Regions from separate parts of the Homo sapiens genome. Here all the other regions are linked to region 4. A link is a contact called in ENCODE Hi-C or POLR2A ChIA-PET data. All regions are on one chromosome and are shown on one strand. Each heading gives the region's core, a stretch centred on a gene start or an enhancer-like site at or near the end of the contact. The rest is flanking DNA. Distances are from core to core; before and after follow the strand shown. Region 1 has its middle 31 kb from the start of KDM7A-DT. Region 2 holds the start of SLC37A3 (solute carrier family 37 member 3). Region 3 overlaps HIPK2 (homeodomain interacting protein kinase 2). Region 4 overlaps TBXAS1 (thromboxane A synthase 1).

Region 1 (6,150 bases), core at 3,651-6,150, 290 kb after region 4:
GCTCACAGCAGGCAGACCATGAATATTTGTTGGAATAGTGAATGAGATACATGAATAGGATAATAGAAGGTCTCCGAGATGCCAAGTCTTTTTCTGGAAAGCTCTGCCTTTCTGTGGTGGTTTTACCTTAGCAAAGCATTTTGTCAGCTCTGCCCACACCAAATCTGAGATGTTTGGCACGCATTCCACAGGGATACAGGGGCCTAATTAATTGGTTCACAGATGCAGAAGTTTTTATTATCCTTTCAGTTTTCAATTATCTGACCTACAACTATTGTTTAGGTGACCAAGCTGGTGTCTTTTCATTCCTGCCATTGACCTCTGACCTCTCGATTGCTTTTGGTGGCGCTCTCTGAGTAGTGGGGGAGGGTCGGGGATGGAAGGAAGTTCAAGTGTCTACCAAGCAGAAGTAAAAGAAATATTCTTTTGATGAGAATCCAATAAAAAAGCCTAAAAATATATAGCAACAAAATACAGAAGAGAGAAAGAAAGAAAGAGAGAAGAGAAAGCAGCAGATTCTTCTTTTACATTGAACACAGAGGATGAACACAGCCAAGCAGCCTCAGATCAAACAGGCTCAGCCAAACACAGGAGAAAATCTTACAGGCAATAATAAGATCTGAGTTCTTAGTAACAGAGATAAAGCAAGAACTCCTGTCCCCCTCTTATCTCATGGGAGGCAGGTAGGACCCTGGTGTATTTAAGTGCACAGGCTCCGTGTTACAGACTAGAGTTCTCATCCCAGCTCCACCACCTAATACCAGCATGACCTTGGGCAAGAGCCTCACCTGCAAGGTGGGGCTGAATTTAATAGCATCTACCTCAGGAAGTTGTTGTGAAGATTCAATGAGGTAAGGAGTTATGGCCGGATGCAGTGGCTCACGTCTGTAATCCCAGCACTTTGGGAGGCCAAGGTTGGCAGATCACTTGAGGTCAGGAGTTTGAGACCAGCCTGGCCAACATGGTGAAACCCCGTCTCTAATAAAAATACAAAAAGTTAGCCGGGTGTGGTGGTATGCACCTGCAGTCCCAGCTATTCGGAAGGCTGAGGCAGAAGGATCACTTGAACCTGTGAGGTGGAGGTTGCAGTGAGTGAGCCAAGATTGTACTACTGCGAGACAGAGCGAGACTCCATCTCAAAAAAAAGAAAAAAAAAAGAAAGGAGTGAAATGTTTAGAATATCTCTGGTACCCAGTAAATCTCAATAATGTTAGTAAATGTTAGCTATTATTATTTTCTTTTCCAGAACTTTTTCTTTGCATATTTGATTTTATTTAAATAAATTATGAGGGCCAGGGTTTTCGATTGTTACAAAAAGTTGAAGCCATGATGAAACAGACGTTTCTGGGGGGAAAAAAGGGAAGTGAGAAACATGGGGAATTAAAATATATTAAATGTGAAATATACATGAATGCCCTTTTGAAATTACTTTGATATTTGGAAGCATTAAAAGGTATATAACTTGCTCATAGAAGATGTTATATAATGAATGTAAAAACCTGTCTTACCTAAGCATTAACTCTAAATCAATCAGTTGAGTTTACTGTTGACTTACTGTTATACATTTTGAATTCTTGTAAATGGAGCTACAGCTAAGATGTTGAGGGAATCTAAGCTGTCAGTTTTTGCCTATTTATGAGAATCAGGCAAAATCTAAAAGCTGGGGGGAGAAGTCAGCCTTACGGTAAAACAAAGAAAGTCATTATGCTCTTTGTACTCAGTGCCCTCCACTCTGTCAAAAAGATACAGAAAGCCCCAGTTTCCAGAAAAGAAGATGAGAATAAAATGAACCCAGATTCACCGAAAACATCTTTTTTTCCACTTGTCTAATCAGTTTTGTTCTGTGTGCTGCCACTGGCATAGATGCCTGCCTTTCTGTTTCATTTTGATCACTTTCAAGAATTTTGGAAGAATGTCGTTTTATCCAAATTAAAATTAATCACCATTATTCCCATGCCATCTAATTTATTTGGTCACTCAATAAGTATTTATGAGGTACCTCCAGGGTGCCAGGCCCCGTGGTCAGGGACATAAAGACACGTGGTCCCTGCCCTGGTGGAGTTCACTGGGTGGACAGAGGCTTGTAGAGAGGCGAGTGGACTGAGCCATACTCGACCTTTAGAGAGGAGGGTGCTCAGGGACAGTGCCCTTCCAAAGGGAGAAGAAACTAATTACTGGGAGGGTCAGGAACTTTCAGGACACATTTGAGCTAACATACATCTTCCAAAGATACCTTTATTTTTCATATTCTGTAGGACCTAGGGGACTTGGAAGTGATTAGGAGCCACTGCTTGCAAAAGTCTCACCCGAACATGGTAGGAATAACTTTACAATCTCAAAATTAGCTGATATCATCTGTGTTATTCATTAAGAAACATCTGACAGAAATGTTCAGCTTCACCCACCCATTTCCTCTCTCAGTATATGTTGCATGCCTACTATTTGCCCAACAAAATGGAATTATGCCATTAGAATAACTAAGAATTATCCTGATCACCTTCAGTGAGTTCCCTACGTTGGACCTACAAGTCATTCTTATTAAGGACAATGGTTCTTACATCCAGAACTCCTTAGGGAACTTCATGTTTAACTTTAAAGAGTTTATTTGCTTGTAATTAACTCCCACAGCATCTTAATCGGGGATCACTACCAAGATTCAATACAGAGTTTCAGTGTCATTTTTCTTCCAGACGTTCTTTTATTTTTATCTCTTTTGTTGTTGTTGTTTTGTTTTTGTTTTTGAGACAGAGTCTCGCTGTGTCACCCAAGCTGGAGTGCAGTGGCACGATCTCAGCTTACTGCAAACTCCGCCTCCTAGGTTCAAGATTCTCATACCTCCCAAGTAGCTGGGATTACAGGTGTGCACCACCACACCCAGCTAATTTTCTGTATTTTTAGTAGGGATGGGGTTTTCTCACGTTGGCCAGGCTGATGTCAAACTCCTGACCTCAGGTGATCTGCCTTCCTCAGCCTCCCAGAGTGCTGGGATTACAGGCGTGAGCCACCTTATGTGGCCTTGTTTTTGTTTTTGAGACAGGGTCTCACTGTCTCACCCAGGCTAGAGCACAGTGTCACAATCACAGCTTACTGCAGCCTCAACCTCCTGGGTTCAAGTGATCCTCCCACCTCTGCCTCCTGAGTAGCTGGGACCACAGGTGTGAGCCACCACACTCAGCTAATTTTTTTAACTTTTAGTGGAGACAGGGTCTCACTATATTGCCCAGGATGGTCTTGAACTCCTGAGCTCAGGTAGTCCTCCCACCTTGGCCTCCCAAAGTGCTGGGATTACAGGTATAAGCCATGGCACCTGGCCTCTTTTTATCTCTTCTTGAAGATGGTATCTACCCAGTGACTTTTATGGGACTGACAAAAGGTCACAGCTTAGAGATTAGTTAGGACAAGGAAGGATGTGAAGGGACATGAGGTGGTGTGGAAATGCCAAGTACGGGTGGAAGGGGGATGAGCAGATAGGCGGGGTCAAAGCTGCAGGCCCTCTGAGTGGGCTCCCTGGTTCCAGAAGCAGGGAGCCAGTGCAGAGAGGGTGGGAAAAGAAGTCAGACTCTTTTACCGCCAGATTCACTTCTTTCTCCATGTGAACACTGCGTGGACTTCCAGAAGCATTGATCCTCTGCACTAGCATCCCCAGATTTAGGGACAAATAGATTTCTTGAGTTCCCAGAGGAAACAGATTCTGAGATGAGACTGGATGCAGAGCATGGCCCCAGGATCTGTCACTGATGGGGAGTGAAGGGAACAGGTGGGGCAGAGGGAGGAGCCTCAGTCGATCCCAGGATCCCACAGGGAGCTCTGGAGCTGGGATGGCCCTTCAGAGCTGCCCTGAATTGGAGCTAGGGGACCACACCTGGGCATTGACCAGTCCTTAACATGGGCTGCCCTGGGGGAAAGGGGTGACCTTGAACAAGGAGGGCAATTCCTGGAAAGGGACTCAACTAAGAGCAGCCATCAGCCACCCATGTCTCCAGCAGCTGGGGGAAGGAGCACCCACAGAACCCAGTACTAAGGATGGGTTATTTACATAACAAAGGATCAGTGGTTCTGTTTTCATTTTGTTTCACATTATTTTAATTTTTTAATGGAATGCTTCATGAATTTGCATGTCATCCTTGCACAGGGGCCATGCTAATCTTCTCTGTATCATTCCAATTTTTTAGTGTATGTGCTGTCAAAGCAAGCACTTGTTTCACGTTAGATGATAAAGGTGTTGAGGGAAAGACTTGCTCTTCCAACTGTATGTATCCCCCACAATGCACTTGCTCTTGATAAAATCAGGGCCTCCCCAGACAGGATTACCAGTTACACCTGTAATGCCCATATCTAACGTCCTAGCTGGCACAGGGATGCCGGCATAATAAACGGGGCTGCAGAGGAGCGTCATCCTGGCTTGGGATTCCTCGTCTTTCTAGATTGCTGAAAATGAGGAGCTGAGGGCCACGGAGCACTCAGAATCCCCACCAACTGCTGACCCAGAACCTTTAGCACAGTGGGTCTCAGAGAGTGTCTTACTAGCTTGAGACGTTAGGCTTCAGCAAAGCGGCACAGGTGCGGGCGAAGGCAACCTGGAGCTGTGGCTCTGCACGGGCCCTCGCCTGGCCAAGGCAAGGGACAGGACAAGAGCAGGAAGGAAAGAGTATCAGAGGTCAGTGTATCCATCCAAGGGCTCAACCTGGCCAGGGGACAAGGCAGAGGAGCCAGGCAGGCCCTGCTGCTCAGCACAGCTGCAATGCCACCTGAGATGAGGTGTGACAAAGGTGCCTGTCACTGTCCCTCCTCCTGTTCTATTCTAAGGGTCTCTGTGCCAGTTGTCAGTTCCTTACTGTAGTTGAAGCGAGGTGCACTCCCTTTCACTCTGGGTGCTACTTTCTTGGCTGAGAAAAAACAAGCTGCAGCCCAAGCCGCCCTGCTATGTGAGAAAGAGAAGTGAAACAGGCTGTGGGCTGGGCAACAGGAGGCTGACTGCAAGCGACCTGCAGATGCCGAGCCTTTGCTGGTTTACTCCGGCAGCACAACAGCATACGAAGAAAACCAAAGTGGCTCTCTCATTAGCCAGTTCCTGGAAGAGGAACGGTTCCATTTCTACAACCATTCAAGCAGCAGGGATTTATTGAAACCGATCCACGCTCAGGTCCCAGCGGACACAGTCCCTGCCTGAAAGGCACTAGAGCCTAGTTAGGGAGAGTAGAGTAACTCACCTGAAAAAAACAGCAAATGGACCTGACCTGTATAATTAGGGACTAAATTACGTGAGCCAGTCTCAAGGCGCAGTCCGTCAGGGAAGAACTCACCATGAAGACCGCCGAAGATCACGAAAAGGAGGCCAGAAGTGAGGAAAGGCTCCAGAGGCCAGGAGAGGGCATGGGGTAGCGGGGCATGAAACTGCAGGAACAGAAGCCTGGAGGCAGAGATGATAATGAGGAAATGGGCCTCACTAGACCCTGCACCCGAGCCAGGCGCATGGGTCGAGGCTGCCTCGAGAAGCCCCCTCAGCGTGGTTGCCACATAAAAGAAAAGATGCTCAGTTCAATTTGAATTTCAGCTAATCCGTAAACAATATTTACCATAGGTATGCCCCAAACAGTGCAAGACTTTTTTCTAAAACATCTGACTGAGCATGGTGGCTCATGCGTGAAATTCCAACACTTTGGGAGGACCGAGGCAGGAGGATCGGTTGAGTCCAGGAGTTTGAGACCAGCCTGGGTAACATGGTGAGACCCTAACTCTACAAAAAATACAAAAATTAGGTGGGCATGGTGGCACATGCTGGTAGTCCCAGCTACTCAGGACACTGAGGTGGGAGAATCGTTTGAGCCCAGGAGATCGAGGCTGCAGTGAGCCGTGATTGCACCATCACACTCCAGCCTGGGCAACAGAGTGAGACTCTGTCTAAAAAAGAAATAAAATAGGCAGGGCGCAGTGGCTCACACCTGTAATCCCAGCACTTTGGGAAGCCAAGGTGAGCAGATCACCTGAGGCCAAGAGTTCAAGACCATCCTGGCCAACATGGCAAAACCCTGTTTCTACTAAAAATATAAAAATTAGCCAGGCACGGTAGCACATGCCTGTGATCCCAGCTACTAGGGAGGCTGAGGCAGGAGAATTGCTTGAACCCAGTGGGCAGAGGTTGCAGTGAGC
Region 2 (6,007 bases), core at 1-2,500, 480 kb after region 4:
GCCTCCCAGGTTCAAGCGATTCTCCTGCCTCAGCCTCCCGAGTAGCTGGGATTACAGGCATGCGCCACGACGCCCAGCTAATCTTTGTATTTTTAGTAGAGACGGGGTTTCACCATGTTGGCCAGGCTGGTCTTGAACTCCTGACCTCAAGGAATCCACAGGCCTCGGCCTCCCAAAGTGCTGGGATTACAGGCATGAGACACCGCGCCCAACCCGAAGCTCAATTTCCTCATGTATTAATTAAATGAGATAATTTATATGGAGTTCTTAGTATAGAGCCTAGTATCCAAGAAACATCAAACAAACTGAAAAGAAATCATTTAAGCACCAAAGCACTGAAGACATTCCCTTCAACAACTGTTATATATATTTATGTATGTATAAATTTGTGTAAAGGTAGAAATAAACCGGTGGACAAAAAGATAACAACTGAATGATTTTGCTCACCCCAGGAACCACTCCTCCCTATAAACTATAAACTTTTCAGTAAGAGTTACCACGAGATAGCCTACCATCTTACATTTCAAAAAAACACTAAAAACTCCGGGGACACATTCCCATTATCTCCTGTCAAAACTGAGAATAAACAGAACACACCCTGCGAAGAATAAGGAGGGAATGACGAATAATTTGACCAAATTCCTTGACTGAGTTCATGCTAGTTACCAGAAAACAAAACCAGTCACTCACTGAGACCACGCTTCTTCTCTGACCTCTATACATCCTTTCCAAAGAGCTTCCTTCCCCACCTACCTGAAAAGCATCCCCTCTCCCCTGGTCCGAACGACAAGCCCTTTTCTGATCAAGTCAGAATCTCCCAGACCCACGGCCGGAGGACAGGCGGGCGAGGAGCACAAAAGCCTCTGCCGCATGGATCGGGGCCGGGCCGCAGGGTCCCCCGGGGGTCCTTCTCCTCCCCATCCACCCCATCGCAGCCTCCCCGTGACGGCCGGGACCCCAGGCCCGGGCCCAGGGAGGAGAAGGAGGGGGCGAGCGGCCGACCCTGCCTGGGCGCCCCACCCAAGGGGGGCCGCCACCTACATCTCCCCACCGCCCTCCCGACCCGGGAAGCCCCTCGGATTGGACCCGCCCCCGCCCCAGCAGGTCTTCGGCCCCACGCATCACCGCTTGCGCACCCGAGATCCGCAGTGGTCGCCGCTCTCCAGCCCCGGCTCCGCTCGCCGGGTCAGCTTGGCTCCGCTGCCCGCCTCCCCCGCCGCCAGCTCACCCCTGGCGGTGCGACCAGGGTTTCCGGACGCCCACGTGACCCTCCCGTCGCGGGGCACGCTGGGAGTTGTAGTCCCGCCACGCGGCCTCACCTGCCGGCGCGGAGGAGGGCGAGGAGGGCGGAGGCTGGGAGCCCACAGAACTCTGCTGCTGCGGACCTGGCCAGTAATGTTAGCTGCAAAAGACGAGAGGTAGAGAGAAGAAATGATATGGGGAGAACTGGTGCATCCTTTTTTTTTTTTTTTTTTTTTTTTTTTCAAAAAAGCGGTATTCGGTCTTTGTTTTTATAAAAAGTAACGTGCTGCTAAGTGTGCTACTGACCGGCCTAAATTTTAGGTGTCTAATTAAATGCAGGCCGGGCACAGTGGGCTCACGCCTGTAATCCAACACTTTAGGAGGTCGAGAAGGGAGGATCACTTGAACCCAGTAGTTCAAGACCAGCCTTAGCAACATAGCCAGACCCCATCTCTACAAAAAATGTTAAAATTAGCCAGGAGTAGTGGCATGTGCCTGTGGTCCCTGCTACTGGGGCGACCGAGGTGCGAGGATCGCTTGAGCCCAAAAGTTTGAGGCTGGCAGCTGTGATTGCTCCACTGCACCAGCCTGGGCAACAGAACGAGACCCTGCCTCCAAAAAAAAAAAATCCAACACAAGTGTCTCACACCTGTAATCCTAACACTTTGGGAGGCCGAAGTAGGAGCATCATTTGAGAACAAGAGTTTGAGACCAGCCTGGGCAAGGTAGTGAGAGCCGCCCCCCATCCACCACCACCACCGCCGCCACCGTTTCTTAAATAAAGGGAAAAAATACAGACACTTGTTCGAATTTTAAAGAAAAAAAACTTCTCTTAATCCAGAAAATCTCCACAACAACCATTACATACCTGTTCTCAAGATAAACAATCACTAGTCTTCAAATAACAGAACTTGACAACACCTTTTGTCAAACATAGTTCCTCCTTACTTAATAGTAGTAATTGGGGAGACCACTCATGTTGGCTTTATCCAGAAGCAAAACAAACTTCGCATAACTTTTTGTTGTTGTTGTTCGTTTTTTAAACTTCGCATATCTTTTTGTTTGTTTGTTTTTTGTTTTTGAGACGGAGTCTTGCTCTGTTACCCAGGCTGGAGTGCAGTGGCGTGATCTCAGCTCACTGCAAGCTCCGCCTCCCGGGTTCAAGGGATTCTCCTGCCTCAGCCTCCCGAATAGCTGGGACTACAGGCGCCCGCCACCACGCCTGGCTAATTTTTTTGTATTTTTAGTAGAGACGGGGTTTCACCGTGTTAGCCAGGATGGTCTCGATCTCCTGACCTCGTGATCTGCCCTCCTTGGCCTCCCAAAGTTCTAGCATTACAGGTGTGAGCCACCGCAGCCGGCCAAAGTTCGCATATCTTTATAGCAGGAGGTAGTTTTACAAATTGGAGCAAGGCGCCCATACCCACTAATTTAGTCTCTTACCCTCATGTAGGAACTGGAAGATACAGGCACTAACTCACGTCTGAATTTCAAAAAGATGACCCCCAAGTCCTTGAGGATACATTTCTGAGTTGTGATACTGGCAAGAGGCTCATTTCGCCGTTATAAAGATTTGTGTACATTCGAAAAGGACAGAGAAAGAAATTTTGAAGGAACAGAGAGAAGGCTGAGAAGTCTCTTTATTTTCAGCAGAGGAATTAAGCCTGTTATTTTTCATTTTTATTTGCCCTTATACAGTGGTAGTTTTGTTTCTAGCCCTTATACAGTGGTAGTTTTGTCTCTAGGCATCCAAGGAGAAATATGATGTCAGGGTGAGCAAAAATAAATGAGCCAAATATGTTACTTTTATTTTTAAAAATATATTGTGAATCGTTTATTTTTCAGCCTAAAAAAGGTAGCAAATTCTGACACATACTACAACATAGACGAACCTTCAAAAACATTATGCTAAGTGAAATAAGTCAGACATAAAAGGACCAGTACAGTACAGTTCCACTTATATGAGGTAGCCAGAGTAGTGAAATTCATAGAGTCAGAAAGTAGCATGGTGGTTGCCCATGGCTGGAGGGAAGGGGAAATGAGAAATTGTTGTTTAATGGCTATGGAGTTTCCGTTTGGGATGCCAAAAAAGTCCTGGAGATGGATGGTGATGTTGGTTGCACAACAATGTATTTAATGCCATTGAATTGTACACTTAAAAACGGTTAAAATGGTAAATATATATACATAGAGTGAAATACATAGTTTTTTGTGTTATATTTACATATGGGTGTATACATATATATGTGTGTGTGTATACTTCAAGTATATAACCTGTGTCACCACCACTCAGGGCTAGAATGCCTTCTTAGCCATGTGGTGGTGTGTATCTTTAATCCCAGCTACTAGGGAGGTTGAGGTAGGAGGATCACTTCAGCCGCACCTTTGGAGGCTGCAGTGAGCTATGATCGTACCACTGTGCTCCAGCCTGGGTGACAGAGGGAGACCCAGTCTCTTAAAAAAGAAAAAACAGTGTATATATACACACACATTTATACATATGAATGCCTTCTTTCCTGTAGCCCAAGCTATGCTCTTTGTATTTATAGTGACCTTGGTGGAGAGGGTTGGGTGGTAGACAGAGGTAAGATCTCTCTCCCCTTGACTTCCAAAACCATCAGGATATTTAAATATTTGTAACATTTGTTTTCTACCTGTAGATGTTCTCCAAGTGCTCAGTGGGTCTGAGTCAGGTGACTTTTTTTTTAAACAGTAACCACCCCAGGTGCGGTGGCTCACCCCTATAATCCCAGCACTTTGGAAGGCCGAGGCAAGTGGATCACCTGAGGTCAGGAGTTCCAGACCAGCCTGGCCAACATAGTGAAACCCCATCTCTACTAAAAATACAAAAATTAGCTGGACGTGGTGGCGGGTGCCTGTAATCCCAACTACTCGGGAGGCTGAGGCAGGAGAATCGCTTGAACCCGGGAGGTGGAGGTTGCAGTGAGCCAAGATCGCACCATTGCACTCGAGCCTGAGTGACAAAAGCTAAACCTTATCTCAGGAAAAAAAAAAAAAAAGTAACCATTACCAGAAGAAAGACAACATTTGGACACTGAACTTCATGACACTGACACCTAACAGGTTTTATTTCCTGATCACACATTTGGGGCGAATCTTTACCTACACTGGATTTCCACATTGTGCTGGTGGTTCTCACCCTGCAGCAATATTTGGCAGAGTCTTTTGTTTTCTTGCTATACCTGCCAGTGTTGAGTTTATCTCACTCAGAAGAGAGTATCCTGAAAATGGATATGTAACTGGAATTTTGGGTAAGACAAATATTTTCAAATTTATCTGAAGACATCATAGAAGTAATGTTCTTGGACAGTGAATAAATTGCCCTGTATTTCAGTGCTTCTCAAACGTTGCGGACCCCAGCCTACAGTTAAAAAGACATTTCAGGCCAGGCACGGTGGCCCACGCCTGTTATCCCAGCACCTTGGGAGGCTGATGTGGGAGGATTGCTTGATCCCAGGAGTTCGAGACCAGTCTGGGTAACAAAGTGAGGCCCTGGCTCTACAAAAAAATGAAATAAATAGCTGGGCATGATGGTGCACACCTGTAGTCCCAGATATACAGGAGGCTAAGGCAGGAAGATTGCTTGAGCCCAGGAGGTTGAGGCCGCAGTGAGCCATGACGGTGCCACTGCACTTCAGCCTGGGAGACAAAGTGAGACCCTGTCTCAAAAAAAACATTTTTTTTTTACATCACCCTGTAAAATATGCATGTGTACAACTGACCCAAACATTTTGCAAAACAGTAGTCACTGTTACTACACAAGATACATTCTGAAGTTGTTTCTTAATCCCTTCTTGTGAAAATGCTGGTTGCAACCCACAAAGGTTGATTTCATGACTCATTTATAGGTCTCAGCCCACAGTTTGGAAACAGGACACCGATGTAAATATTTTATCCAACAGGGTGTCTCTGTTTCAATTTTGCTTATTGTGTCTATAATGCCATTTAACTGCCTACATATCACATCCTATGTAGTGGAGAAAATCTGGTCCCTGTGATAGACATTGGGAGGCAGTTACTGTTCTAGACTCTGGGGAAAAAATAGTAAGGAAAATTCACCTCAGCTTTATGCTTCTACTGCCAGCATCTGGGACTGATAAACTTGAGGTTTTCTGGACGTCAACCTTTGCTCTATGGTAGAATTTTTGAGGGAGTGAGGCAGACATTTTCTTTTCAGCTTTTTCTTCTCATATACCTTCAAAGTTCTTTTAGTTTTGTTTTTGCTTCCTTCTCTTTGCATCATCTCCTTTCTCTGACTCCTCACAAAGAGATATTCAGATCTACAAAACAAAGACTTAAATTACTTACAATCTGGCCAGGTACGGTGGTTTCATGCCTTGTAATCCCAGCACTTCGGGAAGCCAAGGCAGGAGGATCACTTGAGCCCAGGAGTTTCTTCTCTTTTTTTCTTTTTTTTTTTGAGACGGAGTCTCACTCTGTCACCCAGGCTGGAGTGCAGTGGCGCGACCTTGGCTCACTGCAACCTCCACCTCGCAGGCTCAAGCGATTCTCCTGCCAGAGTAGCTGGGATTATAGGCTCACCACCAGACCCGGGTAATTTTTGTATTTTTAGTAGAGATGGGGTTTTGCCATGTTGGCCAGGCTGGTCTCGAACTCCTGACCTCAGGTGATCTGCCCACCTCAGCCTCCCAAAGTGCTGGGATCACAGGCATGAGCCACCATGCCTGGCCAAACCCAGGAGTGTCAAACCACCATGGGCAACATAGGGAGATCCCAGCTCTAA
Region 3 (6,492 bases), core at 1,760-4,259, 280 kb before region 4:
CTTTTCTAAGAATCTGTCATGATTAGGTAGGGGTATGTTTTGGACAAAACCAGGCTCAAAGTTTGAGATATGAACACAGCTTATGTTTTTTTAAAAAAATATGTCTCAAGGCCAGGCACGGTGGCTCATGCCTGTTATCCCAGCACTTTGGGAAGCTGAGGCAGGTGGACTGCTTGAACCCAGGAGTTCAAGAGCAGCCTGGGCAACATGGCAAAACCCTGTCTCTACCAAAAACAAACAAACAAACAAACAAACCCAAATTAGCAGGGTGCGGTGGTGTGTGCCTATAGTCCCAGCTACCTGGGAGGCTGAGGCGGGAGGATTGCTTGGACCCGGGAGGTGGAGGTTGCAGTGAGCTGAGATTGCACCACTCTACTCCAGCCTGGACGACAGAAATAGACCCTGTCTCAAAAAAAAAAAAAAAAAAAAAAAAGAAAGAAAGTAGCTCAAGGCATTCTGCTGATAATGAAATGCATTAGCCTGATTTTTGTTTTCTCTATAAATTTTCCACTTCACTAAGAGATGGTAGAAGAGGCTACTTTCCTACCCTTTCTGCAGCCTGGAGTGGGAGTGAAGGGAGCTGGGGAGACCTTTCTCTTGGTTACCTTTCACACACCTAGCATGAGAGTGGGGAGGAAGAGGGCGATCAGAAACACCCCCACTGGTCTTGGATCTTCTAGCTGAATTTTTCTCTACTGAAAAAGTACCTCCTCTTCCCCCTTTAAATTTGTTCTCATTGCTAATCTTTTTTCTTTATATAATAGTATTGAAAAGAAGAAAACAAACAAAACCCAAAAATGTCTTATTACCAAGTTCTGATTTTTCACAAGTAAAATGGAGTTTGGCCAGGTGTGGTGGCTCATGCCTGGAATCCCAGCACTTTGGGAGGGTGAGATGGGAGGATCACTTGAGCCCAGGAGTTTCAGACCAGCCTGGGCAACAGAGTGAGACCCTGTTTCTTAAAAAAAAAAAAAGGGGTTAGGCGCAGTGGTTCAGGCCTGTAATCCCAGCACTTTGGGAAGCCAAGGTGGGAGGATCACTTGAGGTCAGGAGTCCAAGACCAGCCTGGTCAACATGGTGAAACCCTGTCTCTACTAAAAATACAAAAATTAGCCAGGCGTGGTGGCGCAGGTCTGTAATCCCAGCTATTCAGGAGGCTGAGGCATGAGAATCGCTTGAACCCAGGAGGCAGAGGCTGCAGTGAGCCGGGATCGTGCCATTGTACTCCAGCCTGGGTGACAGAGTAAGAGTCCGTCGCAAAAAGAAAAAAAAAAAAAGCCAGGCATGGAGGTGCGCACCTGTGGTCCCAGCTACTCAGGAGGCTGAAGTGGGAGGACTGCTTGAGCCCAGGAGTTTGAGGGTGCCATGAGCCATGATTTGCACCATTGCACTCCAGCCTGGTAACAGAGCAAGACCCTGTCTCAAAAAAAAAAAAAAATTTTAGTTTATTCCTTTCCTCACAACTAGAGACTGGGTACTGGCTACTACGTGCTTCTAGAGTACCAGTCACACTTGCCGGTCTGGGCAGCAGAAGGAGTGACCGCTGGGGGCTGGAGTGAGTTGCCTTGTTGCTATTTAATGAACCTTCCGTTGTCCCCATCGCCTGCTGCTGGGCGTCTTCAGCTGCCAGTGTTCTGCTTGGCACTTCACCCCCTTTGGCCTTTGTCTCCTTTGGTCCCCACATTGGACTGCGCATGTATTGTCAGGGGCCACTCTTACTCACTGGCACTGATGAGCTGGGGATGCCTGTGGTGGCTCCAAGACATGTCCCTGCTGCACCCTTGTCTTCCATGTGACCACGAGCCCACCACCTGCCTAGGCCACCTGTGTCAGTGTTGGCCACATACCAGGGCCCCCAGGTTCACTCATCATTGTGTGTAACTGATAAGATTACTGCCAGGTTGCCTCTAGCAGTGCCTTTAGAGATCGTTTCAGTTTATTTAAAACATCACATCCCTTAGAAAAAAGAAGGGACTATCTGTTTCAGGTTTTTTTTTTTTTTTTTTTTTGAGACAGAGTCTTGCTCTGTTGCCCAGCCTGGAGTGCAGTGGCATGATCTTGGCTCACTGCAACCTCCACCTCCTGGGTTCAAGCGATTCTCGTGCCTCAGCCTTCCAGGTAGCTGGGATTACAGGCACCTACCACCAGGTCTGGCTAATTTTTGTATTTTTAGCAGAGGCGGGTTTTCACCATGTTGGCCAGGCTGGTCTCAAGCTCCTGATCTCAAGTGATCCACCTGCCTCAGCCTCCCAAAGTGCTGGGATTACAGGCAGGAGCCACCATACCTGGCCAGAAAAGAAGGGAATATCTGAAAAGAACACTACCAAAAAAAGTATTATGGTGTCAGAACCTGCTTTTCTCTCTGCCCTCCCTGTTCTAGAGTCAGGGGTGGCCTCCTGCCTCCTCTCACGTGGATCTAGGCCTCTTCATGGGAGGAGAGTTTTGGCCTGGACTGCTGGCTCAAGGATCAAGCACATTCTCACCTCTGTCCCCCGATTCTTGTCACCTGGCCTCTTGGCTGGCCCCTGCCCTCTTGCAGCCTGACGTTTGGAAGTCTGACGCTCCAGTCTGTAGGTTTGGATGTTTGACACTCAAGTAAGTCTTAGGAAGGCCGGTCTGGCCCCAGGGGACTTCTCTGAACTTGACTATGGGCCTGCCCTTCCTATCAGGTTAGTTACGTGGTTCTCATGGCCCGGAAGGCTGTTCCTAACCCACGGAAACCTCGTTTTCCAGTTTCCATTCCCCAGTGATGAACAAGGCAGACTGCAACAACTAAAATGGCCACACAAAGGCACTTTAGTGATGTTCTTTAGCAGGAAACACCAGACATAGATTTTGACGACTGACGTGACATGAACGGGGCCTGGGAAAATTGCTTGTAGTCCACCAAGAAAATGAAATGGCAGCCATTCACGGTACCATGATACGTGCCGCAGAATGTTCCTGCTGCGACCGTAAAGAACAAATGCCCAGGCATCTGGCTAGGTGGCTGGGAGACAGTACTGTCTGCGAAGGCCTCTGATGCTGCGAAAGCCACATCAAAGCACACAGGACAACTCGAGTCGAATACAAAACGTGTGTCACAGAAAGACACAGACATAAAAATCGAGCCGACACAGCACACCACATGCTCTAGCGGCTCCCACGTTAGAAAACAAAGCAGAACACAAGAACAAAACAGAACACAAAAAACAAAACAAAAGCCCCAAACACAAACCTTTCCTAATCCCTTCGTCTCCCAGCAGCTGCTGCCCTAGTTCTCAGCTCCCCTTCAAGGCCCACTCTCTGGAGAGAGTCATCTCCCCCTGTGGTTCCCACCTCTTCACCTCACAGCATTTGCTCAGCTTCCTCTAATTGGAGTTGGACACTCTGCGTCACTGACGCGCTGCACTTGTTGAGATCAGCAGTGATCTCCACGCTGTCACATCTGTTGATCAACTTCTTAGCTCTGTGACCTGGGAGCCACATTTTTTTCACGCGGGTGATCATTCCTTCCTGCCCTGAAACACTTATTCTTGGTTTTCATGACATCGCTTGCTCCCCATATCTGTCCCGCCTCTCTGCTTGTGGCTTGCCCATTTCCTTTGTAGGCTCGCCCTCTTCTATCCAACTGCTGTGTGTTGGCCAAGTCCTAAGCCCACCGTCTTCTCTCCTTCCACCCAGCCCTAGATAATTGTTATGGGTTGAATTGTGTCCCCCTAAAAGTTATGTTGAACTCCTAATTCCTGGCACCTTGGCATGTGACTTTATTTAGGAATGGAGTTGCTGCAGATATAATTAGCTAAGATGAGGTCACACTGGAGTAGGTGGGCCCTAATCCAATGTGACTTGCATCCATATCAGAGGGAAATCTGGACATAGATACTGACACAGCAGCAAGATGGTCATGTGAAAAGGGAGGAAGAGATTGGAGTGATGCTGCCACAAGCCAAGGAACACCTGGAGCCACCCGAGGCAGGAAGAGACAAGGAAGGCTCTACCCCTGGAGCCTTCAGAGGGAGCATGGCCCTGTTGACACCTTGATTTTGGATGTCTTTTGTTTTAAGCCAGATATTTTGTGGTACCTATTTCAGCAGCCCTAGGAAACTGACAGTCATCTTACTCGCTCCATAGGTTTAAATTCCATTTGTATTCCCAGGTTTGTCTCCATCTTGGAATTCTCCTTCTGGCTCTAGATTTGCATTCTGGAAGCCTGGTATTGCCTCTGGAATGTCTCATAGTCATCTCCAATTCCACACGTCTAGAAGGGAACTATTCTCTGATCCCCCTCTCTAAACATATTCCTTCCACTGTCCTCCTCATTTTATGAAAGGGAACCACCACCCTCCAGCTGCTTAGGCAGAAATCCAGGAAAGATGTTTGATTTCTTCATCCCCACCATCTATCCACTAACATGGCCAGCTCCAAAGTCTCAAGTCAGCCCCTGATTCTCCATCCCCCCTGCCGCAGCAGTGGCGCTGGTCACCCCTGCGTCACCTGGAGCTTCCACTGCAGCCTTTCCACTTGTCTCTCCCTTCCTTGTGCCCACTTCCTCCATGGCAGCCACAGGGAACAGATGGCACCCCACCCCCTTGCCGTAAGCCTTCAGGGGCTCCCCACTGGACTTGGAATGAAATCTAGACCCCTCCATGGCCATGGGGCCTCCACGATTGGGACCCTGCCCACCTCTCCACCATCACTGCCAACCACTCTCCTAGCTTAATACGTTGCAGGCCCGTTGGTTTCCTTTCCATTTGCAAGAGTACCTGGAGCTCCTTTGGAGCCAGAGTCTTCGTGGGATGCTGTTGCTTCTGCCTTAAATGCTCTCCCTGCTGGCTGTCACATGGCTGCCTCCTTCTCATCCCTCAAATCTTAGCTCAGCTGTCACGCTACAGACAGGCCTCCCTTGACACCAGTTAGTCTTCATATAGGGTGCCATAAATGCCACTTCACAGCACTTTCTTAACCTGCTCACTGTCTGTCTTCCCTGACCAAGTCTATGAGGGCAGCGCAGGCATTCGGTAGCCACTCATTAAGCATTTGTTGATCAAATAAACCTTTATTAAATATAAGAAAGTGTTAAAATATGGATTAAGACAAAGCTCTAAGGCAGTGCAGATAAAAGAGAGTAGAAGGGCTGAATCATTATGCAGCAATCAAGGTTTGGGCATGAGGGGGCAGGATTTAGCCCAAGGAGGAGCAGAAGCTGAGGCTCAGAGAGGGGCACGAGCAACCCGGCTCACACTCACCACAGCAGGGCAGACAGCAGGAGTGCCAAGGACACCTACTTGCAGGTGGCCAACAAAAGAATTACAGCAAAAATGACAGGGAGGAGGAACAGGAGGGCTAGAAGTGGCACCTGGCTCATGCAGGGTTAGGACTTGGGACCTCAGGGATTTAGCCCAAACCTCTTATTTTATGGCCATTGTCATTACGCCCTCTAGAGCCTCCACCTTAGCTCTTATGTTGAAGACTTTATCCTGCGCAGTCCCACTGCAGCATGCGAAATCACATGCTCTTCCATCTGGGCCTCACTACAGCCACCTGCTGCTCTCTTGCCTTTGGTTTTAACCTTTTCCAATCCACTCTGGATCCCTCTCCCACCCCTAAGGGTGCAGCCTTTTCTCTGCACTCATGAGACATGTTTCAGATACAGCCTGCTCCCCTCCCTGCCCGCTTCCATTCTTCCTTATTCAAACAGACACTGCCCACTGTCTCTGTGCTGGCTCTACCAGGTGACAAGCATACAAAGATCAATGACATACTCAGACCAGATTGGTCCAATAAATACTAACTGAGCACCCACTGGCCCCACAGAACCATCTTAAAGAATTTCCTCATCGCTATTTTGGGACATCAGAAATACTTTAAACATATATATGAAGTGTCAGACAAAATCTGCACCTAAGAAAGAGGACTCATTCCTTTCCAACATTCCCAAAGCAAGCCACTAAACATTCTTGTTCTGGAGAAAGAGAGTAAATAATTGTCTTTTTTTTTTTTTTTTTTTGAGACAGAGTCTCACTCTGTTGCCCAGGCTGGAGTGCAGTGGCGCGATCTTGGCTCACTGCCAGCTCCACCTCCCGGGTTCACGCCATTCTCCTGCCTCAGCCTCCTGAGTAGTTGGGACTACAGGCGCCCACCACCATGCCCGGCTAATTTTTCGTATTTTTAGTAAAGACGCGGTTTCACCATGTTAGCTAGGATGGTCTCGATCTCCTGACCTCGTGATCCGCCCGCCTCGGCCTCCCAAAGTGCTGGATTACAGGCGTGAGCCACCACGCCCAGCCAATAATTGTCATTTTTGACACACAAATACGTTTGCATATCTGCCTCTACTATACCTCCTGGAGGGCAGGGTCTGCATCTCACTTGTCCTTGATCCTCAGCCTGGCACACAGAAGCTGCTTCGTAAACAGCTGCTCAACACCCAGCCCATAAACCCTCAGGTAAGGGAGGTAGTTCCCCATTTGGCCCCCAGGAATCTTTGGGGACTTCAGACCATTTTGCTGG
Region 4 (6,337 bases), core at 3,089-5,588:
AAATTAGCCGGGTGTGGTGGCACACATCTGTAGTCCCAGCTACTTGGGAGGCTGAGACATGAGAATTGCTTGAACGCTTGAATCTGGGAGGCTGGGAGTGGGAGGGGCTCCAGTGAGCTGAGATCGCGCCACTGCACTCCAGCCTGGGCGACAGAGACGCTGTCTCAAAAAAATTAAATAAATAAATAAAAGAAATAAAGAATGAAAAAATGGCAGATATCAGTGCTAACCATTTTCCAAAAATAGGGAGATAGGCATTCTAGCAGAGAAGACCAGTAACCTTTACGTTGATTCTTGGAAAAAGTCTAAAGTGAATTAATAAACATGTTTGTGAGAACTCAGAGAATCACCTTGCCAACCATTTTTGGGGGGTTCCAATTAGACCTCACTTTTCATTCTTTTAGGGAAGTACGTATTCATTCTTTTGTTGATTATGTGGCAAACTTTTTCATACCTACCATATGCCAGGCACTGTGTAGGTGCTGACTGTAAAGAGACAGTGTCCCTCGAGGAACTCTCGGTTTAGTGAGGGAGGCAGACAAGGAAAGGGACCAGCACAATGCAGTGTGGTGAGTGCTCCTGAGGTGGGGAGCCCAGGCCACCAGGATGCAGACAGAGGAAAGCTTATTGGGTGTGAGGTGCTTGGGGCTGAGTCTTAAAGAAATTAGAGAAAGTCCCCCTGCCTGTGTTCCGAACTAGGTGAGCCATCCAGAGTGTGTCCTTGTCATCGCAAGAGCTTATGAGATGAGTACAATTATCATCTCTATTTTATAGACAAAGAAACTAAGGTTCAGAGAGGCTAAATGATCAACCCTGGTAACATGGCTTAACACGAGGAAGAGCAGGGATTCATGTGCCATCTCTCAACTTAAGTCTAGAGCTCTTTTTACTGCCAAAGCTGTGACAGCTGCCTCAGTGACATTTCAGGATGTCAAGGTTGAGTGGAGTAATTGGCCACTCACCCAAAATTTGCTCATCTTCTTCCAGCCCCAGAGCATCATGCCCAACTCCAGACATCACGTGGCCTCTAGAGGGATGTGGCCTGGAGGGAGGCGGCTGGCCTGCTACCTCCATCCCTTCAGGATGGCCGAAGGAATTGCAGAAGTTTAACTGCTTCTCTGCTGCCTCTAGATTCTCTTTCCCAAACACTGCATTGCTATCTCCTCGCTCAAAGTCCCCTGGAAGCCGTCTGTCAAGAAACTGATTCTGATTATTAAATGCAGCTGTAGCTTGTTGCTCCATCAGCCTCAGCAAGGAGTGCTGATTAAAGAAGTTGGAGAAGCCAATAAGTCAAAGTGCACGGACCACCAAGCCACATCCTGGCAAGCAGTAAAGGTACTCCCAGGAGCCTGTCATAGCACTTGAGACTGTCTGAGCCCCTAAGCCATGAGACGGCACTTGCCAACTGGTGTCTCCATATTTCCTCCCATGATACCAGGACATGTGACCCTGAGAGCTGACCTAGAAGAGGTCAATGATTTGGCCTGCTAGGGGCAGACATACTCAATGCACATGTCCAAGCAAGGAGGACACAATAATATTGCCCTCAGCTTTGATCAATTTATCCTCCAAGCCATTTGTCTGCCGTTTCTAATTTCTTTCACCATCCCCTCACCCACCCCTCCACGCAGACTAGGTCCAGTGCCCCAAACTCCAGAGTAGAGTTCCAATTTTCGTCCTCTTCCACTCAGCACAGGATTAAGCCTTCAGGACTAAGTTCAAGTTCCCTAGACGATATTTAAGGGCCCTTGTGTCTTAGATCCATTGTGTGTGCTCCACCCTGTCTCTCACTGCTCCCCAATACAAATCGTCACTCCAGCCTCTCCCTGCTCACCCTCACCTGCTCTGGAGAGACCTGACCTCTGCCTTGCTCACGCTGACACTGCCTCAGAATTGAAGGCAGTGTAACAGTGGGGCTCATATTGATTATGACGTGAGCTTGAGCACATATCTTTTTTTTTTTTTTTTTGGAGACACGGTCTTGCTCTGTCACCCAGGCTGGAGTTCAGTGGTGTGATCAGAGCTCACTGCAGCCTCAAACTCCTGGGCCCAAGTGATCCTCCCACCTCAGCCTCCTAGGTAGCTGGGACTGCATGTGTGTGCCACCATGCCTGGCTAATTTTAAAAAAAAAAAATTTGGCAGAGATGGGGGTCTTACTATGTCGCCAAGGTTAGTCTCGAGCTCCTGGCCTCAGGTGATCCTCTCACCTTGGCCTCCCAAATTGTTGGGATTATAGCCCTGAGCCACTGTACCTGGCCACATTTCTTAACTTAAAAAAGAGCTGGGGCAGCTCTTTTTAAAAATATCCATGGAAAGTGGAGCTGAATCAACATGACTCAGCAGAAATGGTCACAACCAGTGGCAGAACTTCTTATTCTTGGCCTCCTCTCAAGGCCTGGAGTTGGGGGATATGATCCACCTTACTGGGCTGTCATAAAGCCACATGGGATCATGCATATAACCTCTCCCTCTACACAGTACTTGGCAGGTGACACATTACTGCTTCTCACAAGAAAACCCTCCACCTCTTCCACACCCATCCAAACTCTTGCTGTTCTTCAAGACACTCCTCAGATACTGCCTCCTCCAGGAAGCCTTCCCTGCCTCCATCCACATGCACTTTTCCCCTTCCCTGAACTCTGGCAGCGCTCACCATGTGTGTCACTCGTTGTCACAGTTGATCCCCTTGTGCCTTCCAGTATTTACAGTGAAGGAGGATATGGCTTTCACTCTAGCTTGATTATTAGCTCTTTAAGGCCAAGAACTGTATCTTGTATTTTTTTTAAACCCCATGACATAAACACATATTGACTCTTCAGCATCCAATATATTCTTGTTCCAACTGAATGGAATTTCCATCAACTTGACATTCCTCCCAGAAGAATGAGGTATTACTTGAACCTGGAGTTGCAATATAGTCTTCTTCGTCTCGGTCATTCACAAACACGTAAAAAGACCCATCATAGATAAGATCTCCAGGAAATCCCAGTGTTTATAGTTTTCCATCTGGGAATGCATCCACTTATGTGTAGCTTTGTTTATGGTCTTTAAGCCAATTCCATATCGATGGTAAAACAACCCTTAGTGACTCAATTTTTTAAAAAACAGTCTTTAAAGTGGGATTTTCTCACAGGTTTTTGAAAGTCAAATTAAATTGGGTTCTGTGGTTCCCTCTTATCCATATGCTTATTTATCTGCTCAAAGAACTCAAGGAGATTAGTGAGACGTGATTTCTCCTTACTGACACCACGTTGCCTTCCCTCTAATAGGCCATGTTTACTTAAGCGTTCAGCAATTCAGCTTTATTATACATTCACTCGGTAAACATTAAATGCTTACTCCATGCAGGCTGCTACCAAACGGTCCCTTGTGATACAGAAAATACCTCGGCATATTAGTTTGATAAATTAAGTGAAAAGGAATTTAAATAATGCATGCTCTCATTCTCCAACAGGGAGAGCCCATGTCTGCTCACAAATTCAGGCTTGAGTTACGTTGAGTTTTGTCCCTGGACAGCCTGGTGGAGAAGGGCCCTGATTTGGGAAGCTGGATTTAGCTCTGAAATTTGACATGAGCCGTAAGCATCCCATGAGGGATCCATAGAGCATATTCACTGGAGGTGGGGGTGATGCAACAGGGAGCTCCCTGACATACAACAACATTGAACAAATGTGTGAATTCAAATATCATCCTGTGAAATATTCTTTTCCAAACTCCAGAACACTGGCTGGAGCAGACTGTGGGTTGGATCCGGAGCGGCAGTTCTTAATGTCATGCTTTCCCATTCACAGTTTTTGGGCCTCTGGAGTCTGTGCAATGTCTCTGCTTCATCTTGCTCATTTTCCACGTGGACCTTGTAGGTCTCTATCAATGTCCTCAGTGCTTCCTGAAACTGCTCCATGATGGTGCAACCACAGCTTATCATTAAACCCAAATCAATCTTCTTGGCACTTATAGAAGCTCAGTCGTCCTGGTACATCAGGACTCGGATGTTTCTATTTAGATATTTTCAATGAGCTCTTCTTTGCTGTCAGGTACGGTACCTAATGAAACCATAGGGCAGCTCTTTTTTAAATATCTGTGGAAAATGGAGCTGAGTCCACATGACTCAGCAGAAATGGTCACAACCAGAGGCAGAACTTCTTGTTCTTGGCCTCCTATCAAGGCCTAGAGTTAGGGAGCTGTGGGAAGGGTGATAAGAGGTAAGCCAGTCTTTGGCCCATGTTAGCTTGGTCTGGTCAGATAGGCATGTCAGGGATGTGTCAAAACACTAAGCCTAGTGCTTTGGAGATGTGGGTTCTGGTCTGGAGTGGCAGTATGGAGTGCCATCTCTCAGGTCCTCATGAGCAACACAGAGGTCACCTCTCCAGGCACAGGTCGAGCCACACCACTGACACACAAGAGTCACGTCCAAAGCCATGTGATGGACGTGGTGGGTGGTTTTATCCCGAACCATCAATACCCGGCACCCTGGCTGCCCCAGGTTCAGCCTCTCAGGGGCTGCTTCACTCGCTCTCCACACAGCTGTGAACATTGCAGGATGAGTCACTGTGAAACCACAAACTCCTTGGCATTGGTGAAGATGACTAAAGTTATAGGCAAATTAGTCACTGGAAACCTTCCTGTCCTCTGTATCTGCAGCAGCCTCCTATCGAAGGAAGAAAAGAGTATGTTGGCTCATTGCAGAGCTAATTGGCAAGGAAAGCTCAATTCAGGGCTACAGGTGAGTCAGACGCCCTTGTGCGGGGGCCACAGGGACCCGCCTGCTGGCATCCATTGAGGAGAGAGGGGCCCTTGGCAGACTTGCCATAAAACCGCCCCCCTTGAACTCATTCCTACACCTGTAACCACTGACAGTTTTTGAAAACTGTTCACCTGGAGTTCCTGGTTCTCTTTCTCTTAAATCAAACATTGAGTAAATGAAGACACTCAGATGTTCAAACATGTGCATCAAGATTTTACTTGTGAGAGTGGTTGCCATGCATGACCTAGGGAAGCTCTCATGGCTTCAGTCAAACCTTGCCAACTTTTTTTAGCTGTGCATTTCTTGAGAAAGGTCAACTCACATTACGGGTCTACAGCTCTGAGCAAGGGAGAAGTTCTTCCTGAAAGCACAAACAGACTACAGAGGGCAGTGAAACCAGAAACACAGGTGTGCAACCTCATTTGCCTGCCCCCGTCTCTATTTTGAGGCCTCTTTGTTTTATGTGACCTCCGTCTCCTTCTCTGCCGCAATCTTCTTCTTATAACACCCACTTTCTTCTTTTAATTTCCCCCTCTTCTAAGCCATAGCCCAGTGGTATGGCGAAAGGTCTTTGCTGTGCATAGGAAACCCTCCAATCTGAACTGGAAGCTTCCTGTTGCAGGATGGGCTGCCCCATTGGAATTCCCAGGTGACAGTCGCAATGGGATGCCTGTCCCCTGCAGGTCTCCCATTTCACCTGCTTTTCTAATGTCTGGACATGGCTAAGTCCTAGAAAAGCCAGATCCATGGCATTACATTTAATCAGTACAACACACTGAGCTTCGTTTCCAACATGGTAGCTAAGTTTTAATTCTAACATCTTTAAAAGTACTGAGTGTCTTGTGATGCCTTGGGAACACAGGAATAGTGTTAAGTGGTGTTGATTCTCAATGCTCAAATGTACTTCTCTCTGCCTTGCAGAGATTTTTCTAAAATTTCAAGACCTTGTTGAAAATGATTTCATATTTTTGTGTCTTACTAGACTCTTGGTTCAGCAGGAAGCTATCTTTATATATTTTTTTAACAAAAAGAAATTAGTAAAAGCTTGCTCTGATATTTATGCCATATTTCCCTAACTTTTGTCGTGGCAGAAGTAGAAATAAGTGTGTAAACCAGGAGATTAATATCTACAATTTAGGCATGAGAATAGAGAAATAAACCATAAAATCAATTCTTATCTCTCAATGGATATATTCCAGAACATTCCATGGAAATCAAGTGACTAAGTCCTGATCCTCCCTGTCTTTCTCCGCCCCAATCTCCTTCTTATGACATTCCCTTTCTTCTTCCCATTTTCCCTCTTCTAAGCCATAGCTCAGTAGTATGGTGAAATGTCTTTGATTTTAGTTTAAAGAAATGAAATCAGATTCCAGATTTGCTACCTCTTATTAGTTGTGTGGCCTTCAGACAATCCTTTAACCTCCTGATTCTCAATTTCCTCCTGTGTAAAATACATTAGACTAGCTAATCCCTAAGGTCTGTTTGGTGCCCAGTTCACGTGACCGTTGGCAGCCACAGGGAGCCACGGAGTCCCACCAGCGTCCCATAGAGCCACTTGGAGCTTCAGGTACAAGGAACAAGCCCCTCTTAGG

Evidence for each region. A loop is a pair of places that touch in the nucleus more often than their neighbours do. ChIA-PET counts read pairs that join two places held with the same protein, here RNA polymerase II (POLR2A). Pooled maps may share reads with other maps.
Region 1: a pooled map shows a loop between it and region 4 (9-fold over the local background). The contact joins two enhancer-like sites. A Hi-C loop is called at or near these places in 9 of 37 single-sample maps with no recorded cell type and 10 of 50 pooled maps.
Region 2: a pooled map shows a loop between it and region 4 (8-fold over the local background). The contact joins the promoter of SLC37A3 here to the enhancer-like site in region 4. A Hi-C loop is called at or near these places in 1 of 37 single-sample maps with no recorded cell type and 6 of 50 pooled maps. POLR2A ChIA-PET finds 5 or more read pairs at or near these places in 1 of 52 experiments (PC-9).
Region 3: a loop to region 4 is called in a pooled map, with 4 times the contacts of the local background. The contact joins two enhancer-like sites. A Hi-C loop is called at or near these places in 5 of 168 maps with a recorded cell type or tissue (CD14-positive monocyte, OCI-LY7, cardiac septum and 2 more), 30 of 37 single-sample maps with no recorded cell type and 21 of 50 pooled maps. POLR2A ChIA-PET finds 5 or more read pairs at or near these places in 2 of 52 experiments (GM12878 and activated CD4-positive, alpha-beta memory T cell).

What each region holds. Positions count from the first base shown.
Region 1 is chr7:140,205,476-140,211,625 of GRCh38, forward strand. It overlaps the pseudogene RNU6-797P. Among named protein-coding and RNA genes, the nearest start is that of KDM7A-DT, 31 kb to the left of the region's middle. RefSeq lists enhancers at 4,611-4,690, 5,313-6,150. Within about 2 kb of position 4,901, at least 7 of the 41 ENCODE cell types and tissues checked have a DNase peak (open chromatin) inside an H3K27ac peak, as active enhancers do.
Region 2 is chr7:140,397,280-140,403,286 of GRCh38, forward strand. It overlaps SLC37A3 (solute carrier family 37 member 3), which reads right to left and starts at 1,251. Exons shown (of 15, transcript NM_207113.3): 1 at 1,137-1,251. It overlaps LOC124901759 (a long non-coding RNA gene), which reads right to left. Exons shown (of 2, transcript XR_007060561.1): 2 at 4,304-5,543. RefSeq lists silencers at 789-1,058, 1,169-1,398.
Region 3 is chr7:139,632,687-139,639,178 of GRCh38, forward strand. All of the region lies in intron 2 of HIPK2 (homeodomain interacting protein kinase 2), which reads right to left. Among named protein-coding and RNA genes, the nearest start is that of CLEC2L, 110 kb to the left of the region's middle. Within about 2 kb of position 3,010, at least 4 of the 41 ENCODE cell types and tissues checked have a DNase peak (open chromatin) inside an H3K27ac peak, as active enhancers do; they include natural killer cell, where a contact is called at or near this core.
Region 4 is chr7:139,912,078-139,918,414 of GRCh38, forward strand. All of the region lies in intron 4 of TBXAS1 (thromboxane A synthase 1), which reads left to right. Among named protein-coding and RNA genes, the nearest start is that of TBXAS1, 86 kb to the left of the region's middle. RefSeq lists enhancers at 1,628-2,827, 3,729-4,928, 4,831-5,130. Within about 2 kb of position 4,339, at least 22 of the 41 ENCODE cell types and tissues checked have a DNase peak (open chromatin) inside an H3K27ac peak, as active enhancers do; they include PC-9 and natural killer cell, where a contact is called at or near this core.